3 separate regions of the Mus musculus genome follow, and all the other regions are linked to region 3. A link is a loop called in an ENCODE intact Hi-C map of the cell type or tissue named here. Cell type or tissue: heart. All regions are shown on one strand. Region 1 holds the start of Cyyr1 (cysteine and tyrosine-rich protein 1). Region 2 holds the start of App (amyloid beta (A4) precursor protein). Region 3 has its middle 120 kb from the start of Gm52244.

Region 1 (8,000 bases), 130 kb after region 3:
CTGTCAGCACCCGCCCACAGAAGCCACCCAGGCCTGCCCCAACGGCCAAACTTGGGTCTAAAAGCAACTGGGAAGATGACGAGCAGGACAGGCAGCGGGTTCCTGGCAACTGGGATGCCCCTATGACCTCAGCAGGGCTCAAAGAAGGTGGCAAGAGGAAGAAGCAGAAGCAGAAAGAGGACTTGAAGAAGAAGAAGTCGACCAAAGGGAACCATTAGGCTGGACTTGGCGGCAGCCGCGGCAGCCACTGTGTGTGTATGTGTATGTGTGTGTGTGTGTGTGTGTGTGTTGCGCATGTGCATGGCAGCGGCATCCTTTAAATGTCGCCCAGGGTCACTTGGCTTAGCAGGATTATGGACGTGTGCCCACGGATCGGTAGGATCCAAGGGTGTTGGAGACAGAGGCAACAATCCCGGGTAGCTGGTATAAGTTTGTGACACAGCCTGAGCCTTGTAACTCTGATTTTTCCCAGCACTAAATCCATAGCTTTTTCCTCGAGTTGTAAGGGTCTGCCTCATTCTTTTCAGCAGCCCAAGCCCTGCTTTGAGCTCTGAGGTATTTGTAGTTGTAGGAGTCCATAGGGTCCAGTAGGGAGCTAGGTATGTGTTGATGATAGACTACCTCCTGGCGGTGGTACAGTGCGCAGTTTTAAGTACAGCGGAACTTAGAGGTAAAGTAAGCTGTGCCTTGAGCCATGGGTGTCAGGATGCTTTTGATTCAGGGTACTCTGGCAACACTTAAGGCTATCAGGAGTCACTTCAGATAGAGTCTTTCCTTATTTATTGTTCAACTTTTAATCTTCTCCAGGTGGTCAAAAATTGACACCAAATATAGTTTAGTTTTTGGGAAACCTCATCTTTTCTTCTTGGAGAAATATTTGTCCTTTTTCAGTCAAAAGGTTTTGCTTAGCAATACCATTTCTAGTAATGATAGGTCAGTGTGCTACTGGCTATTAACACAAACACACAGCACACAGAGGCGCGTGCAGAATAATCAGCTAGGAAGCAAGAAGCTCATAAGGGCCCCTTCACAAGCTTCGACCCCATAGTCCATGCCGCGCTGTCACCTAACCTGTGGTTTACATCGAGCACCAGGGAATTCTGATGCCACCTCACTTCTGGGCTGCACGTGTCTCTTGGCAGTGTCACTTCCTTTTGGCCATGAGGATCTATTGTTCGAACTTTGTCCCCTTGGCAATGAGCACACGATGAACAGTGTTGGTGAGCTTGAGATGGGTCCGCGGTGTGGAAAGGGGAAGGGAAGCGTTGTGAGTTCTGGGCACTGCCGTAGCTAGGAGCCGGGACAGGACCCACCCGGGTTTTGAGGAAGTGACCACAAAGTGTTTGCTGAGTTTGCTTGGTTTTGGTGGGAGGTGGTGTGGGCACTTATGGAGTATGGATTGGTGTTAATGTGTGTTGTGAAAATGTGACCCTCAAGGAGGAATGTATTTTAGTGCTACTGACGTAAATAAAATGTAAACGTCAAAAAAAAAAAAAAAAAGAAGCTTAACACCATGTTTTAAACTGTAGGACAATAATAATAATAGCACTGCAGATGTTATAACTGGAAGCAGGGAAAAAGGAAATTATTAGTGGGGCAGGTATTTCTGGGCAGGGGACCTACTTCTAATGACAACTATAAAGGTCTAAAGTCAGACAGAAAAACAGGATAAAATCAGAATAGATGGCTCAGCACCCAGAAGGCTTGCTGAACACCCAGACCAGCTGGGTTTGTTCTCTGAGATCCACATAGGAGAAGAAAAAGAAAGCTGTCCTCTGGCCTCTACATGTGCACACAGCATCCCTGCCTTAAATGAAATAAACATGTGAAAATGTTTTTCCAGAGTGGGATAGATTTGAATGATGACACTAAAACTTCACTGTGTTTAGCTGGAGGTGAGAGTGGGAACCGGTCAGGCTTCTCTTGGAGCAGTGGATGACAGGCTCTTCCTCAGGCAGTAAATCTAGTTAGGGATTCTATATATTCCCAGCCTATGGTCTATGGCTCTCATCCACTGGGAAACATTTTTCCAAGATGATAGACTAAATTAAGGTGCAGATACATTTAGCTTTTAAAGTGCGTATTGCTTCCTAAAAGCAGTATTTCTAGTTACTTGGTTTTATACTTACAGGTAATGTCTTCCATTCAATTTAATCTTTTAAAAGTGTAGTGAGTTGGCTGTAAAAATCTCCTGTCCTTACACACTCACTTTCTGTATGAACTTTGGAAGCCAATTTACCTGCAAAGCTTCAGGTTGGCAGTCCTATTAAGATCTAATTTATCCTCAAATTTGCAGAATAATCGAGGAAAACACATTATTTTACTGGCTTTTCTTAGTGAAGAGAAATATTTTCTTTTATTTTTTTTCTCTGTTTTCCTTTCTGCATAGAATTGAGCATTTCCATTTACAAAGAAAAAAATTGATTTAGAAAAGAGTTTCTGCCTTGATTGATTTTTCTATACAATTGTACAAGTTACTTGCTAATATTTAAATTCAAAATTTTATAATTGTATTTTCTTTCTCTTATCTAATTGCATAGGACAGTAACTCCAGAGCAGTAGCAGTGGCCAGACACCTCTTGTTTCATTCGTTTTCCCTGAATTTGCTTGAAACGCTTCAAGTGTGTGATAAATAGACATTTTACCAGCTTTCTGGTGAGAAAAGCTTTTCCGTCTAGTTTGTATAGTTACATATTCTTCGTTCCTTTTAAATCTGGAAACTCCCATCTTCATTTGTTTAGACAGGAAACCAAAGCCTCCATCTATTCCTTCGAAAACTAAATAAATAAAATAAGAGAAAGAAAAAAAAGAAGAAGAAAAAGGGATGGGGAGTGTTGTGGCCCAGAGAGGACAATAGACCTGTGGAACCAGGGGGTAGGCTAAACTGTAGCAAAAGCCAAACAACTCAGAAGTTCCTTCCTGCTGGAGCCAAGCACCCTGCCATTCTATAGAGGAAAACTCAGCGAAGTGGGGAGGAGTCCGTCACCTCCCCACCCCCATCCGACTTTGGTGCCACCCTCATAGATGAAACCTGAACCTGGGTGGCCAAGGACGCCAGAGAAGCTGCCGTTTGCTTGCCAGGGCACAGCACCTTTGGGCAGAACATAAAGCCCCTGCGGCAGCTCACCCGGGCTAGGACCACCAGCGCCCAGCTGCCCTGCAGCCGGCCGGATTCGCCAAGGCTGGGGTCATGGCCAGGGCGGCTTTGGACCCTGCTCTCAGGACCACATCCCTGTTCTCCTGACCGCCCTGTATCCTCCGCATCGCTGCTGGGGTTCACTCCAGTCGCTCCCAGGTCTACCGGTCTCTGTCCTAGAGAGCAGCTTGGGGCCACCGGCTTGGATGGACGCGCTGAGGCTGCCCCGGCGTCCAGGGGTCCTGCTTCCGAAGTTGATCCTGCTCTTTGTTTATGCAGGTCAGTGGCAGTGGGAACAGGGACAGAGGGTCCAGCCAGGGGCGTGGGGCCAACGCAGGAATGTAAAAGGGTGGCGATTCCCCTAGGAGGCAACACCAGACAGCCGCAATCTCAAACACCATCTCTCCTTTAACATTACTAATTTGCTGGTTTGCTTTCTTTTTTGTTTGTAAAGCAACTCAAAAGCTCGCATTTAAGGGGATTTAACCCGGCTAGTGTAAAAGTGTAAAGACACGGCCAGGATTTAAATGAACTTTGGTCTAGGGCCGCCAGAGACTCTTTAAAATACTTGAAACATAAAGGTGAAGTTATTCAAAATAAACGCATTAGTGACTCTTACATTTATCGCAGGCTACTGACATCTGGAATAGTCCATTTTCCCCTCTTTTAGAAGTCAGTTACTTTAGACATGTCCCGTATTTTGTTTGTTTGTTTGTTTGTTTTTGTTTTAGAAGCTCCACAAAATCGACTGAACAACTGTAGGCTCTGAGCTATACGGTCTGGGCGAAATAGGATTTCGCCAGGCAAATATGCTTTTCTTTTTTAAATGTGATTAAGCACCTGTTTGTGAAAGGCCTCTCGTTTCCCTCCTTATAATTATTCGTAGTGGCAATTGCTGATAATTAATGAAGCAGAGTGCTTTCCTTGTTCTAAGCTTGATAGAGAGCCTTATGTGGCCTTTCAGGGCTTACTCAAGTATAAATTTAATTACATGTGCGCTCCTTGCATCCTCGTGTTCACAGACAGTACAAGCTTAAAGCATCTTGTGTTTCTAACTTTCTAAGACAATGAATCACAGGCTGACCTAGGCGTAGGCCGAGCTGTTCAGCTCCCCTCACTTGCCAAGACAAGACACTCCAACTGAAAGGAAGATGTCCTTCAGCCTCCCTCCTTACAGCAAAAGAATTGAATTTCACCATTGTATCAAGATAATCAAATCCATTACCCTGATCTGACAGAAAGAAGTCCTTGCTGGCTGAAAATTTTAATCTATTAAGATTCAGACGAGGGCCTGGGGTTGAGCACTGTTAGGCAAGTACTTACCTAACATAAACAAACAAAAAGGCTTGGGTTCAGTCCCCTGCACTGCATTAAGCAGCTGTGGGAGGCCCACGTGTAAGCCCAGCACTGGGGAGGCAGAGGCAGGAAAGTCAGAAGTTCCAGGTCAAGGTTAGCTGTATGGTTAGTTTAAGACCACACCCTACCCCACAGGAGACCCTGTCCTTAAAATATTTTAAAAAGCAAATTGGTATCTAAAAGTTATCATATTAAAGATGATATAGGGGAAATGCTGACTTTCTAATATAAAAATTAATACAAGTAGAAAGAGTACTTCTTTCTTGGTGACAATTATTCCAATTCTAGTGATTGTAGCATTTCTGCTGTTTAGATTGTGCTCAGTGTTTCTGTCGGAGGCACTAAGTATCCATGGTCCTCTTGGTCAGTTTGAATCAACATCTCACTGCTAGTTTCTTGAAAACAATGATGATTCTCCCCACCACTTCAGCTTATCAAAGTAACACACACACACACACACACACACACACACAAAGAAATAGCAAGAAGCAAATGATGCAGCGGGTGATGCTGTTGCCTTGACTCAGGATCTTCATGGGGCCACGGCTTCTTTGTTCTGGGTCTCTTCATGGTAGGCTGCAAGGCTGCTCTTGCCCCTTTCCCTTTCTCTGATCTTCACGCACAGCTCTTCCAGTGTTCAGGGAACCTCATCAATGGACCAATGGGTGGTGGCTAGTGAAATGGTTTCTATAGGTAGTTTTTGCTTTCCCTAGGCTTCTATTTAATCAGCTACAGAGGAGTTGCAAGCCCAGCACTAGGGTGGCTTGCTGGCTCATTTGAGAAATGTTGAGTTCTCTGGTGAAAATTCCCGAACCTCCTATTTCAGAGGCTCTTTTAAGGTTACCACCTTTATTTGATGCTGGAGCAGAGAGTTTTCGGTGGATGGTAAGGTGAGCTCATAGATCAGTTTAATGTGGGAAAGCATGCATCATGGCACAGGTACAATCTTGTACCGTGTTATCAAAGAAGGGGGCCATATTGCTATTTCAAGAGAGTAAGTCCCCATGGGAGATGCTTATTATGGTCACCAAGAGAACCTCCCAGGCGAGCAAGGCTACTAGACCACAGAAGAGCTCAGCCAAATTCAGGCAATAACTTACGAAATCTGAATGAGGAAAGCAAGCAAGACCGAGACATTTAGAAACTAGGAAAGCCCTGGACCAAGAAAACTTTAGGATATAGAATTCACATATGCTGCGTGGTAAAATGGGTAATCTCAGCAATGGATAGCTCAGTTTGGTTGGAACTGAGACATGATGGACACACGTGTTGTGGTTAAACGCCCGGACACTCTAATAAGTGAATTCTAATAAGTGATTTCACAACACAGAAAATCTCTTAAGTGGATACATTGACCATGGCCTAGTTATATTGCACAAAACAAATGTAATACATTCATGTTCTGTTTGGTTCAGCAAAGTTAAACAAATAGTAATTTCTTCTAGGCTTAATACATTGGGGGGTTTTTTGTGTCTTTTTGGTTTTGGCTTTTGGTTTTTAGGGCGTTTTGTTTTGTTTTTTTTTAGTAACTTTTGGAAGGAGATCCAAATGAAGTTTTACATTATTGTACAACTCCCACTGCAGGCTACAAAGACAGGATTCGATCAAGGTTTTACCTTCGGGGTCTCAGACCCTTCTTTTCTTCCTCTCAGCTTCGGCTATAGCTAGCAGAAGCCATTTCTAAGCAAGGGATTCAAGCCAGATAGAGCTATCCTGTGCTCCTGTACTCCACACTCCTGAAGTTGGGTGGGCAGGATGCTGGGGGAACCTTCCAGATCACACCTTTCATGAAAAAGTACTTGAAGACAGTCTGACTTCGTTTTCAGGGATATTAATTTGGATATTAGGAATAGTTGTTTATTATTTTTCAAGGGCAACTAGACTGTTCCATTGTTTCACAAAGGAAAAACAGCCCAATATGGTATGCACTGTGATCTCCACCAGATTATTCTCATATGAGAAAAATTGACTATGATAGCACCGTTAGCTTGGGGGTCTGGTTGAAGGAAGGGCTTTGATTGTGAGGACATTCGTCAATTCTGGGAAGCAGACAGCAGTGCTAGAAAATACCATAAAAACAATGAACTGTGTGTAACGTGGATGTTTGCTGCAGGAATTACCCTGCTTCGTGGCTAGAAACGTTAGGGCTTGGTTTCCTGTAAAGCTGACTCTCAGTGTTTTGATAACACGGTGTCCTCATGTCAGTAGTAACAGTAAGGAGTGCAATGGGGCAGTTGAATCATTCAGTTCCTGGGAAGCTTAATTGGAAGTCAGGGCTCCCAGCCAGCACCAGGAGTAATGGGATCTTCACTTCATGATCTCGATAGCTATTAAGAACAAAACAGCAGCATAGCCCTGCTAAGCTCTGCAGAGAGCTGACTTGTCTAGATACCTGAATCGATTGAACAACAACAACAACAAAAATCAAGCTGAAGGAATTCACAAAGGACACTAACAGCATAGGAAGCCTAAACAATTTCGGTGCCCTAGCTGGAAGAGGTGCCATATACCTCAATGTGCAGAGGGTAAAGTCAAGAGATCTGGGGTTAAAGGACATCTTCAGCATTCAGATATCCAGTCCAGCCTGGGCTACACCAACCAGACAAACAAACAGTGATGTATTTTCTTGAAAATACTGTTGTTGGTGTTGTAGCTTCTTTCTTGGAGCTATATGATCGATCACATTTCTCGTGTGGATTTAAGTAGAATAACAAAAATAATTTCCCTCTCCAGTCAAGTGGAAATTTTTAAAGTTCATTTTGTTTATCTGTGATACAGAAATAAGATGAAGAGAAAGAAAATATGACCTTTCTCACTTGTTCCACGAGAACCATATTAATTAACAAAGTCAGACGGCCTCTGCTCTATTTGGATCGCGTCTTAGGAAGACCTGGTTTATAAGCTCACGAAGGTTTGCTTTAAAAAACAAAAAGCAATAAAATAACATGTGTCCATAAATATAATATCTTGTACTTTCAATATCTTAGCTCTGTTAGGAATAAAAACTTCATATAATTTATAGCATACAATCCCCATTACTTTCAGGAGTTGAGCTGGAAGTGGCTCATTTTGAAGTTCTCGGGTACAGAATGTATATTGCAGGGGTAGAATGCTTTTTAAATATGTACCTGAACCACATACACTAGTTTATACTGCTTCTTAGAGCTCAGTAGTAACCGTATACTGTAAAAATAAATACTGTACTGTATTTATGTAAAAATAAATCATTAGGAAGAGCAAAGAGTTGTTTAAGGTCAGTGTGAGTCTTATTAAATATTTTTGTATAAATTCTCTTGTTGAAAATTACATACTGAAAAGCAGCATGGTCATGACGGGTCCAACACATCCTTTTAATCAGAAATTCCCTGCTTCACGTTGTTTATTGATTCCTCAGTATGATATCAGGTAAACTGTCAATTTACAAGTTATTTATATGGACATTTTCTCTCACCAGCTCATTGCCTTCTAAGCCTAGTAGAGCAACAGTATGCAGAGTCAATTCTGTAAT
Region 2 (8,000 bases), 510 kb after region 3:
CTGTGTATATGTGTGTGTGTGTAAGAGTAAGTGTGTCTGTGTGTATGTCTGTCTGTGTGTATGTCTGTTTGTATGTATGTCGGTAAATATATGTATATATGTGTATGTATGTAAGAGTAAGTGTGTCTGTGTGTATGTCTGTCTGTGTGTATGTCTGTTTGTATGTATGTCAGTAAATATATGTATATATGTGTATGTATGTATGTATGTATATGTCTGTGTGTGTAAATGTAGTGTGTTTGAAGTATAGATATGTGTGTGTATGTGTAAGAGTATGCTTGTCTGTATGTCTGTATGTATATATGTGTGTATGTCTGTGTGTGTATGTGTATATGTGTATGTGTGCATGTATGTACATGCCTATGTGTGTGTGTGCGCGCGCATGTGCATGCTTGTTGTAAGTCATCCTTAGGTGATGCTCTGGATGCTGAAGCTTTCCACTTTTTTTTTTTTTTTTTTGGAGATAGGATCTCTTTCCTGGCTTACCTTACCCAAGAGTCTGTCTGTCTCTCTCTCCCTCCTAAGCAGGTGCTAGCATGGCTGACATTTTTATGTGGCTTCCAGGGGTGGAACTCAGGTCCTCGTGTTTAGATAGTAAGTACTTTATTGACTGAGCTACCTCCCTATCCTTTCCTTGGCTTCTGTAGGAAATGAATGCCATATGTAATCAAAGCAAACGTTACTTAGCAAATATTTGTTGTTATTTGTTGAGGACCTTCAGAGGACAGACATTCAGGACAAATACAAAAAGGTATCTGTAGAGTTGGGCAGGTGGTATGTAGGCATGTTGATAGATGAGTGCTGACTTCTCAGAAAGGAAGAGGTGGAGACCTATCCTCCCACCACACTTACAGGGGATTGGATTCCTTGCTGTGGGAAAGAAAGAGCGGGCCTTCTAGGTTGCTTTCTATTGCAGAGTTATAAAAAAATCACGATCCTAAGCAACTCGAGGACAGGGCTTATTAGCCTCACGCGTTCTGATCACAGTCTAACGCGAAGGGAACTCAGAGCAGGAACACAGGGCAGGAACCTGAAGCAGGAACTGGGCAGTGGCAGAAACTGCTTGTTGTTTTTTTCCCTCCTGGCTTCTTCAGCCTGCTTCCTTACACAAGCCAGGACCACCTGCTCAGGGCTGGTCTCCCACATCAACTAATAAGAAAGAATATGCCCCACAGGTTTGCCTGCATGTCAGTCTAATGGAGGCATGTCTCTCAATTTAGGTTCCCCCTTCCCAGATGACCAGAGCTCATGTCAAGTTATTAAAAAATTAAGCAGCAAACACATCAGGTAAAGGAAAAGGCTGTGGCCTCAGAAGCCAGGAATGCATTTGGTATTACCTTCATCTCCTTCCACTAGCCTAGGGAGAGCCAAAAGCTTGGCGTCTGAAGCCACATTAGGTCGGGAGGGTGGTGGTAGTGGGAGCATGTCTGGATGGGTCTAATGTAATTTTAACACTGGGAAGTTTGTGTTTAATCTAGGAGAAAATGGTTTTACGGAGGTTCATTTCACTGGATAAGGGCAGATCCAAAAAAAAAAAAAAAAAAAAAAATCGAGAGCAGAGTTCCAGGAAGAAGTCCTGGGTGATGGAGGTGGAGGAAAAAGAGCCATCACTCGGTATCTTTTCTGGCCTAACTTTGATCTCTTCCCCATCTTAGATTTTTACCTCCCTGCCTCCTTCAATCCCAGATGCCGGTCCCCTTCTCTGAAATTATCCACGTCAAGCAAATATGCAATGATAATACATTTAAAAACCCACTTCCCATCTCCAAACACGGAGAAAAATGGGTCATTCTGCATCCTGTGCCCTTCTCTGGTACATTCTAAAGACAAAAATTCCAGATTGCAGTGGCGTGAAGGGTGACCTCCTACCAAAAGAAAAAGAAAATAGAAAAAAAAAAAATCCTGTTTCTTTTGCTAATGTTCTCGGCCTCGCTCCACCTCTCCAAATAGAGAGAACGAACTGCGGATAAAAATGCACGCATCGCAGCCTTAGCTCCTCAACCACATTTGGGAGAGGCCTGCGGGGTCGGGTGACTCAAGCTCGCGCGGGGACGAGCCGAGAGCGCTCCCGACTTCCCTGGAACCTTAACGTCCTACGGTTCACCTTCTCCCGATTGCGGGGTCCTCTCCCTGACCCAGATCACTCCCCAACTTGGTTCCCAGACCCCATCGGGAGCGCGGCTCCCCTTAGCCCAAGACGCCGCACCTGTGGGCTCTGGGTCGCCTCCCGCTGCGCTCGGGCGCAGCTCCCCGAGGCTCCGCTAGGGGTCTCTGTCGGGTGGCGAGCCGGGTGGGCGGGATCAGCTGACTCTGCCGGCTGCGAGCCCCGCCGCCTCGCTCCAGCTCTGTCAGTTTCCTCGGCGGCGGGAGGCGAGAGCACCGGGAGCAGAGCGAGCGCGGGGCCACCGGAGACGGCGGCGGCGGCGCGGACACAGCCAGGGCGCGGCGGATCTTCCACTCGCACACGGAGCACTCGGTGGCCCACGCAGGATCACGATGCTGCCCAGCTTGGCACTGCTCCTGCTGGCCGCCTGGACGGTTCGGGCTCTGGAGGTGGGTGCCGCGCCTTGGGAACGAGACTGGGGAGGCGGGCGCCGGGAGGACGCGATCCTCCCCACCGAGGAGCTTGAATCTCGAGACGTGGGGGGCTGTCACGGGTAGACCGCTCCTCGCCGCCCCCGCCTGCGGGCGCCCTGCGCTTCGGCGGCTCTGGCCCAACCCTGCCCGGGGACGCGCTGCCCGAGCGATGAAGAGGGAATGGGTTAGGGCGCTGGGGTCCCCATATCCGTGCCAGCCTAGGGCTGGAAGGCGAGGGGACGAGCCTGAACGCAGACCCTGACTCCTCCCTGCGTTGAGAGCTGGACTCCGGGATGCGAGAGACACCCAGTTCGAGGGGGAAGGGACACGTGTGGAAAACCGAAAGCGTAGCGTCTCAGGATTCAGTGCCCTGCGAGGAAATCGCCGCCCTTCCCCTTCCTTGGGGTCCTGGGTTGGAATGGGGGCAGCTCTGGATGCTGGGGAGCGCCTGGCTCACACTCCCTTCCCACCCCCGCCTGTCTTGACTGCGAAGCTGGGCTTTGCTCCTGGCGGCCGCGGGCGGCGGCTGCCTGCGCAGCGACCCTCTCCCGAGTCGGTGCGGGGTCGCGCACCGCCGCCTTCCTTTTGCAAACTTTGTGCATTTTCGTGTCTCCCTTTTGTGTAAGTTCCAAGTGATGGGAGGGATCGGAAAGTGCGGCCACCCGGCACCGTCCCTCAACCTGGACGTCCAGGACTCTTCAGTGCACCTCCAGTTTCTCCCTGAGTCTGAGAAGGTCCCCGGGAACAAAAGCCGCGACACCCCGCCCTCGCCGTCCAGGGCGCGGTGGCGGAGCCCTGGTAGTTGGTGCGCCACCGCCGTTCCTTTCCCCGAGCTGCGCGTCTGCCCCCGAGGGCCTAGAGGTGCTGCTAGGGCCCCGCGGTCTCCCACCCCCGCATCACCACCACCTACTGGCAATCCTGTGAGGGACTGCAAAGTCCTGAGAGAGAGAGAGAGAGAGAGAGAGAGAGAGAGAGAGAGAGAGAGAGAGAGAGAGAGAGAGAGAGCGAGCCGGGAGTGAGGCGTGCGTCTGGGAAGGGCAGTGCCTGGTGGTGGGGAGGCTGAGGCTCCAGGGCATCAAAGGAGGCGTTTGTCTGATTAAGGTGCGGCCTCCTATGGGGCAGATTTGGGAACTCTAGCTTAGTCACCCTGGGGGGGACACAGGATGCTGGGGAGGGTCCTCAGGGTTCCTTTTTTTTTTAAAAAAAAAAAAAAAGGGGTGCAGATAAAAGGATTGAATAGGGTGAAGATTAAGACGGAGAAGATGGCGCCTCTGCAGTGCAGCAAAGAAAAGCTGTGTGGAGGCTGCAGCCTGTGAAATCCACCCACCACTAGGTGTATAACAAGTCTTCCCCATTCATCCAACTCTCCAGCATGCAGCACAAGGCTTGTTTTCCTTTTTATCCAGAGATGCCTGGAAGTTGTTTGCGTGGCAGCTGGTTTTATTTCTCTTCATTTGTACCCTCTTCACCATCTAAGCATTTGCTAATAGCCCTTCCTCGTCGTCCTCCTCTTTCCCCTCTACCTCATAGGAATTTTCCCAAAAAGCAATTTCCGGGCGAGTGTTTTCCTGCAATTTTGTGGGGATTGGCTAGGCTATCACACTAGTATGAGTTTTTATTTATTTAATTTTTTTTAGCTCTTAATTTACAAGGTCATTGAACTTTTAGCCCCTCTGAATTTTTTTTTTTTTTTTAACCCACAAGTGGCTTCAGAATCTGTAAGTCACCTCAGACTGGTTAAAACAGGTCTTCGAAGAGTCTTAAGAATTTAGTGTTCCATTTTTTTTTTTCAAAGCCATTTAATCAAGGGAATTCTGATTTCTCTGACGACCTAAGAATTTAATTGTATAGTCATTCGGTTTTTCTAATTGTTTTGCTGTGCAGAAACACGACTAAGTAATTAAAGGAATAACTTTAATTTTTGGAGCATTTTACTTTTCTTGAGCATTTTTTTTAACTTGTATAAAAAGAGTCACAGTGTAGGCCAAGATGAACTGGATTTATGTTTTGGCTTGTGCGATTGCATATCCTTTTTCTGCCGAACATTTGGAGATGCTCCTGCAGTTATCATCACCTTTAAAGGGTTACTGGGAGCACTACATTCGTGCCTTTGGTGAGTCACTGGAAGGATAGGTAATTCATCCTGATGAGGTTTGACACACTTTGCAGTTCTGCGTCCACTGAAGCCACAGAATTATGAGTTGGCTGCGTTTTGTAAATCACAGAAAATCCGTCTGCTGCAGGTGGCTCTGCAAAAAGAACCCGTGTGATGGAGGGTGCTGATGATGGGGCCATGAGGGTACTGATGCTGGGGTCTCGAGGGTGCTGATGCTGGGGCCTCCAGGGTACTGATGCTGGGGCCTCGTCTTCCAGGGCGTCGGCATTTCCTGGTTTGGTTTTATTTTCCTGGTATGTTGAACAGAGGCATGCGTTTAGCAAACCGTGATGGACTCATCTTGTTTGCTTGTATAGAGCTGATAACTATCAACTTGCCTCGGTAGTGGTGGCTCCTTCACTGTCTGCGACTGCTGCCCGGTAGTGCCTCTCTGATGGTAGAAGCCTACTCATAGAACAGCGAAGCTGACATTCTTTTTTTGACAGGGATCCATCGGGAGTCACCGGTTACTGCTTGTCAGTGGGAAGCCATGATACTGGCAGACTATAAATGCTTCTTTCTTATCACCCCCAAGGGATAGCGTCCCTCATTACACTTGTAAGGCTGCAAGCAATTAAAAGATGGAACCGAGGAAATGAAAAGGTATATACAGGATCACAAAACTAAACTGGAAAATTCAAGATTTAAGATTAAATAGGAGAAAAATAGGATCAATGGGCTACTGGTTTGAAGGAAGGTGAAGTTACTTTTACGGCTAAGGTTTTTAAGTTTTTAGTTTACTGTTTATGACACGCCAATTTTCTATATCTCTGTGTTAAAGATTATCTGTCAGTCATCCTGCATATAGACGTGAAGAAGGTGCTTAATAAAATATTATGCGTTATTTTTGCAGAGGTGTTGTCGTGGGATTTACAGGGCATCTTTGACTAATACATTTCTTTTCTAATCTCTGCCTTTTATGTCAAGATGGACCTGCACAAACATACTTTAAATATCAAGCTCATGTTTACTTGACTGTATATATTTTATTGCCTTCTCCCACACTGGGTACAGAAGTATGCAGGGTGAATAAAGCATGCACATAATTATAAAATAGGAGTGTTGCGTACCAAAAAAGAAAGTACAGATTAGGCAAAGAAAAAAAAGAAAGGACACAGAAAGTGGGGTACTCAGAAAGTGTAGCAGGATAAAGACCTAGAATTAAAAAGAGTAAAGGAACAAGAGAACACGATAATCCTGGGATGTTTCCTGGGTGAAAGTCTCCAGCCAGGTTTGTGTCCTGGGTCTGTGAATGGAGGTTAAGTATTTGCATGGATTGTATTTGCTCACGCACAGACACTAGAGCCTACATGCAAGGCCTTTGTCTTATCTGTCTTCCCTGCTCTCGATTTCCAGCCAGGCACAGATAAGGTTTTACATAATGAAGGCGAGAACAAGTGTGGAGTTCCATTTGATTCATGGCCTCGTCTGTTCATTTGGGACAATTTGATTGATTGATTTTTAGGCCAAATCGTGTCTCTCAGCTCTGATCACCTTTATGTAAACCCCCATAAGTGGAAGCTTATGGAGCGTCCACTCATCCAGGCAAGACAGGAAATAAACAGAAACTGTGGCAGGTGTAGGCCAGACTCTGGAGCTGGGTGAAGAACTGGAAGAAGGAGACCAAGGCTGAAAGCAGCCTGGGAAGTATCCCTAGCACCATCTTGACCAGGGGAGGTAAGGACAAAAAGCTTCACCCACCATGCAAACTTCCAGGAGGGAAGGGAGAAGCAAATTTTCAAAGTGCTTCCATAAGGAACGTTAGCCAAGAGTTGTCATCCTCCTTTACACATCAGGGTCACAGAGTGTCTCTGCCTTCCTCCCTCCCTCCCTCCCTCCCTCCCTTCCTTCCCCCCTCTCTCCCTTCCTTCCTGTGTTTGTGTATGTGATGTTGGGATTTCATATGGAGACTTAGGCATGATGGACAAATGCCTGCTGCACTACATCCCCATCCCAAGGAATCATGAAGATGAAAACAAAACCAGAAGCAGAAAAGTTCCAGAGTGTTGTCAGAGTTCCACCCAGTACATCAGAAAGAGAATCCCGGAAGCAAGGCCTGGACATTGGCATTAAGGGAAGAAAAAAACAAAAAATTCTCCGGGCAATTTTAAAATAGAAACTGTGATTTTTGAGGGCAGTTACAGATGGACCAATTTGAACCACATTCAGGATTCATCAAGCTGTTCTGAAACCAAACGAGCCAAGTAATGGCATGGAAGCTAGTAGCTGTGCAGGAAAACAGGGAGGAGGGCAGAGGAAAGCTCGGGTCTGTTTGCAGCCTCGTCATCTCTCCTTAAGGCTGCTGTGGCTTGACATTACCTCTCTGTAGCCAGGACTGCAGTCACATTCCACCCCCTGGGCTAGATGACCTTGTGGCCTTTTGGGAAACTTGCCTCACAGAGCACACACCTGCGTTTGTGAAGGCCTGGCAGGCAGCCAGCACGCTCAGCTCCCAAGCCCTAACCTGGTTATTATTTTTTTTTTCTTTCTGTTCTTGTTTGTTTCTTGATGCAACTGTGACATCTTTTCCTTCTCATAGTGGGATCCTAGATACAAACCGTGGAGTGCAGAGTGATAATCAATACTGTCTGATGCAAGAGCTCCTGAGTGCTGTAACCTCCTGCATCTTACCTTCCGTGACCTACCCTCATGAGTGCGTGGGAAAGAGGACAGGCTAAGGTGGGGGAGTGAGCATGCTCCCTGGATGAGTAGCAAGGATAAGCAACTATACATATTATATTTCAGTCACAGTTTGCCCATGGAGGTATTATTCCAGGAGAGATGTTACATAGCTCTTTCCTTAACATGGATTGCTTTTGAGAGAGACGAATATTTATTATGAAAAAAAATGTTGGGTGAATTTTCTTTTCTTCAGATTGTTCTACCTAGGAGGTTTGACTGGTACCATCTTTGGGACAGGAAATGCTCCCAAGAATGCTGGATTAGAATGACTGCTGTAGTAATTTATTTAAAATGAGGTTTTGTTTGTTTGTTTGTTTGTTTTTTGTTTTTTTTTGCTACTAGTTTTAAAGAAAGCATTCATCAAGAAATAGCTATAAAAGAGATTACGGGGAACTTGGGTTCACATACATTCAGTCCTAGCTTCAGTACTGGGTAAAGAAGATATTTTATTTACATTTATTTATATGGAAACTGTTTTTATTTTTTGAGATGGGGATCTGTTTTGATTACTTTTTGTTAACTTGACAGAGACTAAAGTCACCTGGGAAGAGGGACCCTCAAGTGAGAATTGCCTTTATCAGATTGG
Region 3 (8,000 bases):
AAAAAAGACATGTGCCAGGGCCGTGAAAGACTTTTATTCCACCCTGTTCAGTGCAGTGAACCCTGGGCTGCACTGCTGTTAGCCATTGCCTTCGTTACCACTGAAAATTAAGCAACTGCTTGTGTCCAGGTTCTTTTATGCCAAGATGTGACCCCAAATAAACAACCCTTCCCTTCCCACATGAAAAGCAGTTCCAGATGGATTCTGAACAGTACTAATGGTGCAAGAGTCAGCCAACAGCGTCCCTGGGGAGAACCTATGCTTGTTTGTCTTTTGTGGAAACCATACACCAGCATGGATGAGCTCCTTACAGATAAAATAGGAATTTCCCCAAATTTGCTGTGAATTCAGCTTGAATGAATATGGGTGGGTTTCCTTAGCTGCTGGAACAAATGGTGATAATTCTGTGAGGTAAAAGAATGAAAATTTACTTCTTGCTGCACTAAGGATCAAAAGTTCAAACTCCATCCCAGGGCTGGTTCTTCTAGAAGGTTCTGGGGAGGAATTTGCTTCGTTGCCATCTTCACCTTTCAGTGAGCGCCCGCATTCCTTAGCTGGTGTCTGCTCTCACATTGCCACAGCCTTGCCTCCTTCCACGAACTTCTGACTGCCTGTTTTCACTCGGGGTCTTTTAAAGATCCTTGACATTATACTCAGTCCATCAGAATTGCTCAAAATACCCTTCCACATAAAAAACCTTAACTTATTCATACCTGAAAACCTCCTTTGTCACAGGTAACATTCGGAAAAAATAGGATTGAGTATCTATGTGGAACATATCTCTCCCTCTCTATCCCTGTCTCCTCCCTTTCCCCAACTTCACACACTCACACACACACACACACTCTCTCTCTCTCTCTCTCTCTCTCACACACACACACACACACACACACACACACACACAGAATATATACACTGACAAATAATTTTTACTTCTTTTTTCCATGTCAAATGTAAGTGTTAATATTATAACAGATACCAAAGAGCTCTCAGGTTTTCACCATTAAGACCTACATATTCAGAGAATTAAGAAATCATTTTAGCTTTGCTAATTACGATGAAACATTTCTAAAGTGTCTATAATAAAGGCCTCATGAATATTATCTAAATTTCATTCCAGCAACATACCAGGCAGACCGTGTAGCTGTTAGGAATTTTTGTGATAACAAGTACATTGTCAAGTACAAGCTTCCACAATAAAAGAAGGTGACTAGGTAACATGTTCTAAGTAACTCTGATTGGCTGATAACTTTTGAGAGGGAAGAAAATGCGAATGAGCATCTAATTCTCCACTTGAGATTGAGTTGCCAAGTTGCAAAGATGTAGATAATAAATATTGTTGACTCCTAGCTAGCATAATAATGTAAAGGAATACAGCATTTTCATAACTGGCATACCATTTCAATGTGTTTCTATGTCCATCATTTTAAAATCTCACTTAAAGCCTAACAGACATTACCAGAAGTGCACGTTACACACACATACACATTTATAGCATTTAATTGAATACTAGTGTAGCTGTGACTTTTCTCATTGCTATGATCAAGCCTCAGACTGGATTCATCTGAATGGAGGAAAGGTTTATGTTCGCCTGGGTGTCACGGGAGTGAGGTGGTGGACAGAAAGGAGAGTCTGTCTGGGACCCCAGCCTAAACTCAGGGTGGGTCTGCCCACCTCAGTCAACTCAGTCTAGAAACTCCCTCACCAAGGTGTCCAGTGATTTGTGTCTGCAGCAGTTCTGAGTCCTGTCAAGCTGACTGGCCATCAATACTAGCTATCCCACCAGTTGCTAAACATTTTGGCACAAATTATGATCCATTAGTTCCCAAGAAAAATAGAACACTGTTTCACTGAAACTCTGACCATGACTGAATAATTTTCCCTGTTTTAACTCTTGGGATTTTTGTCTTATTCTTTCTGCCACTGTTTACAATATTAGATCAGTTTTGCCTATAGTGCTAAGATCTAAGGACAGCTAAAGAACTTCTACATGTGTCTAAGAGGGTTTATCTCACATTTTTGCTAAGCACCACTTAACTAGTTATTGAAATGCTCTTTAATTTTACCACTAATTCTTATCTAGCTATTTGAAATGTCAATATTAAGGAGGCTTCCCCAAAACAATATTGTTACACTTTTTGGAAACATCTATTGCTTACATTATGATTAATGAGAGAGAGAGAGAGAGAGAGAGAGAGAGAGAGAGAGAGAGAGAGATAACACACATATGCAAATGATATCCTTCAGCAGGCTTGTGGTTGTATATATTTCCAAAGATTCATTTCCTGTGCCTCTATCACTTGCTCTAAAGATAAGAACATCCCCATCTAAAAACCGTCACTCTTTCTTCTCAGGCGTCCGTCCTCCGAGGGTCTCTGCCTACGAAATCTTCTCTGGCAATCATCATCGCCCAGCCTGCAGATCAGGTTTCCTTGCTTCTCCCTTTCTGTTCCTCTTGCCTTTGCTGGCTGTGTCACAACTCTGTGGGTGGTCTGCTGTCATCACACTGTGCACCTGTCCCAATTAGCAAGCCTGAGCTGTTGCCAACACAGCAGGCTGAGTGCTGCTAAGCTGCCCCGTGGTGTGACCTCATGGCTCACCAGGCAGCATCTGGATGGTAGGTGCTGTCTAGACACCCGTTGGCTGGGACTGCGTGGTAGGCGAAGGGTATGGAGCCGGAGGTTTCTCACAGCATGGTTCAAGGTCAGAAAAGCACTCATGAGAAAATTAACATCTGGGACCAACTTACCCATCTCTGTCCTCTGGGAGCATCATGGGACCTGACACATACCAGCCTCAGATATTTGTTGAAATGTGTGTAGCAACTCTGCTTTTCCTTTGTGATCACAAAATCTAGAGTAATGTTGAGTCCAAGTACAGGACAACTCATGGGAGAAGAATTCTGGATTCCAATCTTCCTCTGCTGTATTTCAGCTTTGTGACAATGACTGTGTTTGTGGCGACCCTTTGCCCCAGTTTCATACTCTGTTTGCCCATCAGTGGCCTTGTTAGTGTGACCGGGATTCTTATTTAAAAAACAAAGGAAGAAAGGAAGGAAGGAAGGAAGGAAGGAAGGAAGAAAGAAAGAAAGAAAGAAAGAAAGAAAGAAAGAAAGAAAGAAAGAAAGAGAGAAAGAAAGAGAGAGAGAGAGAAAGGAAGAGAGAAAGGAAGAAAGCAAGCAAGCAAGCAGTGGCTTTGAAAAGTACTTAACATATAACTAAGAGACAAGTTTAAAGCTCAGAAATCACTGCAGTTTTGTTTGTTTTTGAGACAGAAACTCTCGTGGCCCAGAATGGCCACTCGAAATCCCTGGGTAACTAACGATGGCTTCAAACCTGTGATTCTTCTGTAACTAGCTCCCATGGGCTGGGATTACAGGCCTGAGCCATAATAGACTGTGTGGTTCTAGAGACAGAACCAGATCTCATCCATGCTGGGCAAGTTCCCTATGAACTGAGAAACATTCCAGCCTCATACCGTAATGTTTTTTTTAAAATCACAGTTCATTTCATCTGTAATCTTCTACTCAGCCTACCCACTTTGATAATTTTCCCACTCCTGTGCTTTTTAAATAGGACACCTATTTAACAACATTGCCAGTGAGCAATCAGAGTTAGTCAAAAGCGCTTCTTTACCTTCCTGTACTCCAGATCTTAAACTGGCCTCAGTAATGTCTTTGCAAAGACAGAGACTCCCAGCAACATTCTTGGGACCTTCATAAAGAGAGAGGAGAGGTGAGAGAATGTCCTAAGTCTTCCCTCCAAGCCTCAGCCATAAGTTTTTGATACACAGGTGCTAAGGAACCAGGCACCTCAACCTTGAGTTGTTGTCAGAAAACAATAAAGTGAGAAATGGAAACAGGAATCACTTTGACACAAGCATTCCCTAGGACTGAATGTTATTCTGGGTTTTATGTCTGCAGGTTTTATACAGCAAGGTGGGCTGTTCTCAGAGAGAGAGAAGGATACAGAGATGGCCTGTCCTTAGGGAGAGAGAGAGAGAGAAGGATACAGAGATGGCCTGTCCTTAGAGAGAGAGAGAGAGAGAGAGAGAGAGAGAGAGAAGGGAAGAAGGCAAGGGGGAACCTGCTGGAAGAAACCTTGACACATCCCAATGACTGGCTCAAGAGAAATTGAGTGAGATTGGAATTCTGCCATTGGTTCATTCATGGCTCTTAGCCAGAGGCTGAAGATCTCTCCCGAGGGGTTGATGGAGCCTCCTTTCTGCATTTATCATGACAAGTGATCATGAGGAAGGAGCCTCTGAAGGAACAGTTAAATGAGTTGTTTTCCTGTATTCAAGCACATCTCTACACACACACACATACACACACACACACACACACACACACACACACACAGAGACAGAGAGACAGAGACAGGGAGATAGAGAGATAGACACAGAGACAGAGAGATCTGTTTTTGTTTACTATTTGCACAGGAGTTTGGTTTTAATATATTAATCAATCATGAAAAAAAAACCCTCAGGAAAAGTTTATGAGCAAGAGGGAAATCCGTTGGCCTCCTGTCTTGTACATCTACATTGTATTTAACCAGATGGTTTCATGACATTTGCTGAGTCCAGCATAGTACAAAGTATAGCTTCATCAAACCCTGTAGCATGCTGTCTTGGTGGATCCATATCCAGATGATGGATAATTTCACCAACTGACAACTGTACTGCTTTCTGGTATGGAAGTGAAAAGGAGAAATTTACACTATCATTTATAAGTTAAATGAACTTCCTTGTGTAACCACTAGATGGCACTTTTAACCCACAATCAGCTACCACTAAAACTGATACTTTATTTTTATTCAAACATTCTTACTATTTGAGAAAGGATGGAATATAAGAGAATATTATGTTTCTTTAAAAAATATTAATTGTAAGTAAAATCTACCAAAGTATAGTTGAGTGTGACTTTTTAAAACATGAGCTTCATTTTAAAAAACAACTTAATGGCCAAACTGTGATCCTAGACTATTTAATGCACCAAACAAAAGATTTATGTAAGCCTACATTTTGAAATACACCAACATGTGAAATGCGGCAGCTGCAAATGAAGCAGGAAGTCTAGATTTTTCCTATTGTACTCCACTTGACTGCTAAAAAGCAGAATTCATATGTCTCCTTGGGCCTATGTTTTCACAATTTTTTGGAAACTCAAACTCAGTCTCGTGATGACTTCATTCGCTTAAATAATGTTTTTAAATTGTAGTTTACACAAAGCAGAAAACAACTTCCCAACCAAAGGTTTATAAAAAAAGGTCTATGTTGGACCCGTGCTGATGCTGATGACTTGAAAACAAATGATAATGTACGCTGAGCAATCTCAATGCGATGAGCACCGGCTGACTAGTCTCCCACACATGAGGAGAGATGATTAGGAAGAAGTGTGTGTTTCCACAAAAAGTAACGGCAGCGCTGACAATGTGGGTCAGCGCTCAGTTACAGGAAGATCGTAATAACCTCAAATGTAGTTCCCAGTCCCGGGAACACAGAACACTGGCTCCGGGGACCACAATTTGCAAGATGCAGCCAATCATATTGGCTATCTCCTGACGAAATCTAATCACTATTACTATCAAGAATGTCCCAGGAAGAGCGCATTTCATCTTCAACAGGCTTTGCAAGAAGGGTCAGGGAAAGCGAGGAGTAACCCTTCTCAAAAAGCCTGTTGAAGATGAGACATCTTCCCATCTCCCAAACATAGCACTTACATATCTCTGCTTTCATCTTGCCCTTCAGGAGAACTGGGATTCTCTGGGAATTGGCAGCCTTAGCTACAGCTACGTAGAGCATCAGACCACAAAGTGTCTGCTTCGCAATGAGGTGGAGGCAAAAGGAAAGCAAAGGAAGAAGAGCTCATGAAACCAGCCAGGACTTTCCAAGCTCTGAAGACCAGGGCACGTGCAGGTTCTCTGATGCCACCTAGTGCTCAAAGCTATATCAGATCGTTGTAGCACTGGTTCCCAAGTAACCCCCAGGAACGCTAGCCTCGATCTCATCCAATGGGTCCGGTAAAACAGATAGCCATTTCCTGTGTGACAGATGGAACCATAGGCATCTAACAGAAAAGACAGTTTGTGGGAGAAGAATGTGCCGACAGCGCTTGAGTTTACATGTGTTTTCCACAAGGCCTTTGTAGAACAAACAGCCCACTTTATCACCAGCACCGCCTTCCTTGCTGTATCATAATCGCACGGAAAGGAACATTTCGAAGACTTGGGTCTTTAATACGCTCATCTTTTATAGCTTTAAAATCATATAATGGTGGTGTCATTTTCTCGGAGCTCCCTGATGGAGCCCTGGCAGGTCCTAAAAAGCTTTGCAAAGTCAGTCTCCAGGTTGTTGGCACCATGGGAGAAATGCCCTTCTCAACCCCAGGAGAACAGTGGAAAACAAGAGCACACAAACAAGTCTTTTCCCTTCTCATGTTTGACTTCAGCTCTCTGAATTAGTTTTTCGGGTTGCAGGGAAGAAGCACCATGAACATGGTGGCTTAAAGCTCCAGATGGAGCCCAAAGACACAGTGAAGAATCAAAATGTCTACATAATCCCAATCCCTTGGTGCCTGGCCTCTGCCAGCTCTGGGGGACTGTCACTCCTCTGTCCTCTGGCATGCAGCTACATCATTCCTGTCATGCCTGTGTGCACGATGCCACTCTATCTACATTTCTGTTTTCACATGGTTTTCCCTCTTATAAGGATCACCAAAATTAAGTATATATAGTGTTCTTGTTCTCGCGTGATTGTATATGTGAATACCCTATTCCCAAAGGTTACTGTCTCAGGGACAAAGAGACAGATATCAACATATCTCCATAGAGACCACAGTTCACCACCCTTCCATCATCCTAGGTGTTTGGCTAAGAAGAATCTAAGACAAAAGGAAAAATCTGACAAAATCAGAGTTTCATAACAATGCATTATATCAATTCTCAAAGCGATTTAGCACCACTTTACTGACTTCCTTCTCTAAAGATGTCTCTGAGACACACAGACCCATACGGTTATCCACATAGGTACCCCACGCTTGCCAGCCAAGAAGCCTATAAGACATAATCTAGCCAAGAATTCCTCACAAAGTAAGGAATAAATCTGTCTTCTCCACAGTTTCCCCAAACACACACACACACACACACACACACACACACACACGAGAGAGAGAGAGAGAGAGAGAGAGAGAGAGAGAGAGAGAGAGAGAGAGAATATATGCACATACACACTAAATATCAGAGTAATTCTACAAATACAAATCAAATAACAGACATAAATGAAGCCCACTTGATTTTTCCATATCATTTCACCTCAGTTACTGCTTACTGCTTTTTCCTTCCTTGGCAATAACAATCCTTCCAGTATTGAGAACTTAGGGCATTCAAAATGGTTCATTTTACTTAATATTTCTGAATAAGGTTACTTTTAAAAGAATACATTAAGCAAGTTTAAGAGTTTAATATTTGCATCGAAATAGAAGGCAAGTGTGTAGAGCTATCATCAAAATGAAGAAATGGATTCATTTTATCTACCTTCTAAATCATAAGTTCTTATGAAACATCAATATTGTTTACGAAGGCAGCAAATTGGATTTTCTTTGGGGGTGATATGGCAGATGATAACAGCTGACTTAGTAAGAACTTGGGAATGAGAAATGGCAGTATAAAAAGCAAGGGAAAGAGCTGAAGCAAAAAGAAACAAGCCCAGGTAAGCGCTCCAGAAACAGCAGCCAAGAGCAACCCCAACTGGTACCCAGCGCTACCGCCACTACTACTACAGGACCTGCCAGAGTGGTGTCTTCTCCTGGATGTGGAGGCTACAAAATCAGCAGAGTGGAAAGTTTTATATTTTTCAAAACCTATTTTAATTATGGTTCTTAAATACATCAATGTCTCTTCTATCCCATCACCCACCAGAGGTAGGGGAAAAGAAAGGTTGATAGTAAATGAGGTTGTGGACCTGTTTAGAAAATAGTTCTTTGGGGGCAATTTTAATTTCCA

Evidence for each region. Peaks named below come from ENCODE experiments on the same cell type or tissue, not always from the same donor. Only the 100,000 strongest peaks of a DNase experiment are listed, where the experiment ranks them.
Region 1: it touches region 3 in a loop (2.8-fold over the local background); 3 of 42 quality-filtered maps call a loop at or near these places.
Region 2: a loop joins it to region 3, with 3 times the contacts of the local background. A loop is called at or near these places in 11 of 42 quality-filtered maps.

What each region holds. Positions count from the first base shown.
Region 1 is chr16:85,545,451-85,553,450 of GRCm38, reverse strand. It overlaps Cyyr1 (cysteine and tyrosine-rich protein 1), which reads left to right and starts at 3,078. Exons shown (of 4, transcript NM_144853.3): 1 at 3,078-3,415. The coding sequence starts at 3,343. It also overlaps the pseudogene Gm2541. In heart, no CTCF peak of the experiment used is centred here; DNase peaks (open chromatin) are centred at 3,160 and 6,730; H3K4me3 peaks cover 1,875 bases; H3K27ac peaks cover 2,010 bases.
Region 2 is chr16:85,168,055-85,176,054 of GRCm38, reverse strand. App (amyloid beta (A4) precursor protein) reads left to right here and starts at 2,348. Exons shown (of 18, transcript NM_001198823.1): 1 at 2,348-2,553. The coding sequence starts at 2,497. In heart, CTCF peaks have their summits at 3,050 and 3,904; DNase peaks (open chromatin) are centred at 2,234, 2,914, 3,464 and 3,884; H3K4me3 peaks cover 3,392 bases; H3K27ac peaks cover 2,684 bases.
Region 3 is chr16:85,675,154-85,683,153 of GRCm38, reverse strand. No RefSeq gene overlaps it. Among named protein-coding and RNA genes, the nearest start is that of Gm52244, 120 kb to the right of the region's middle. In heart, CTCF peaks have their summits at 4,765 (motif pointing right) and 5,937 (motif pointing left); no DNase peak of the experiment used is centred here.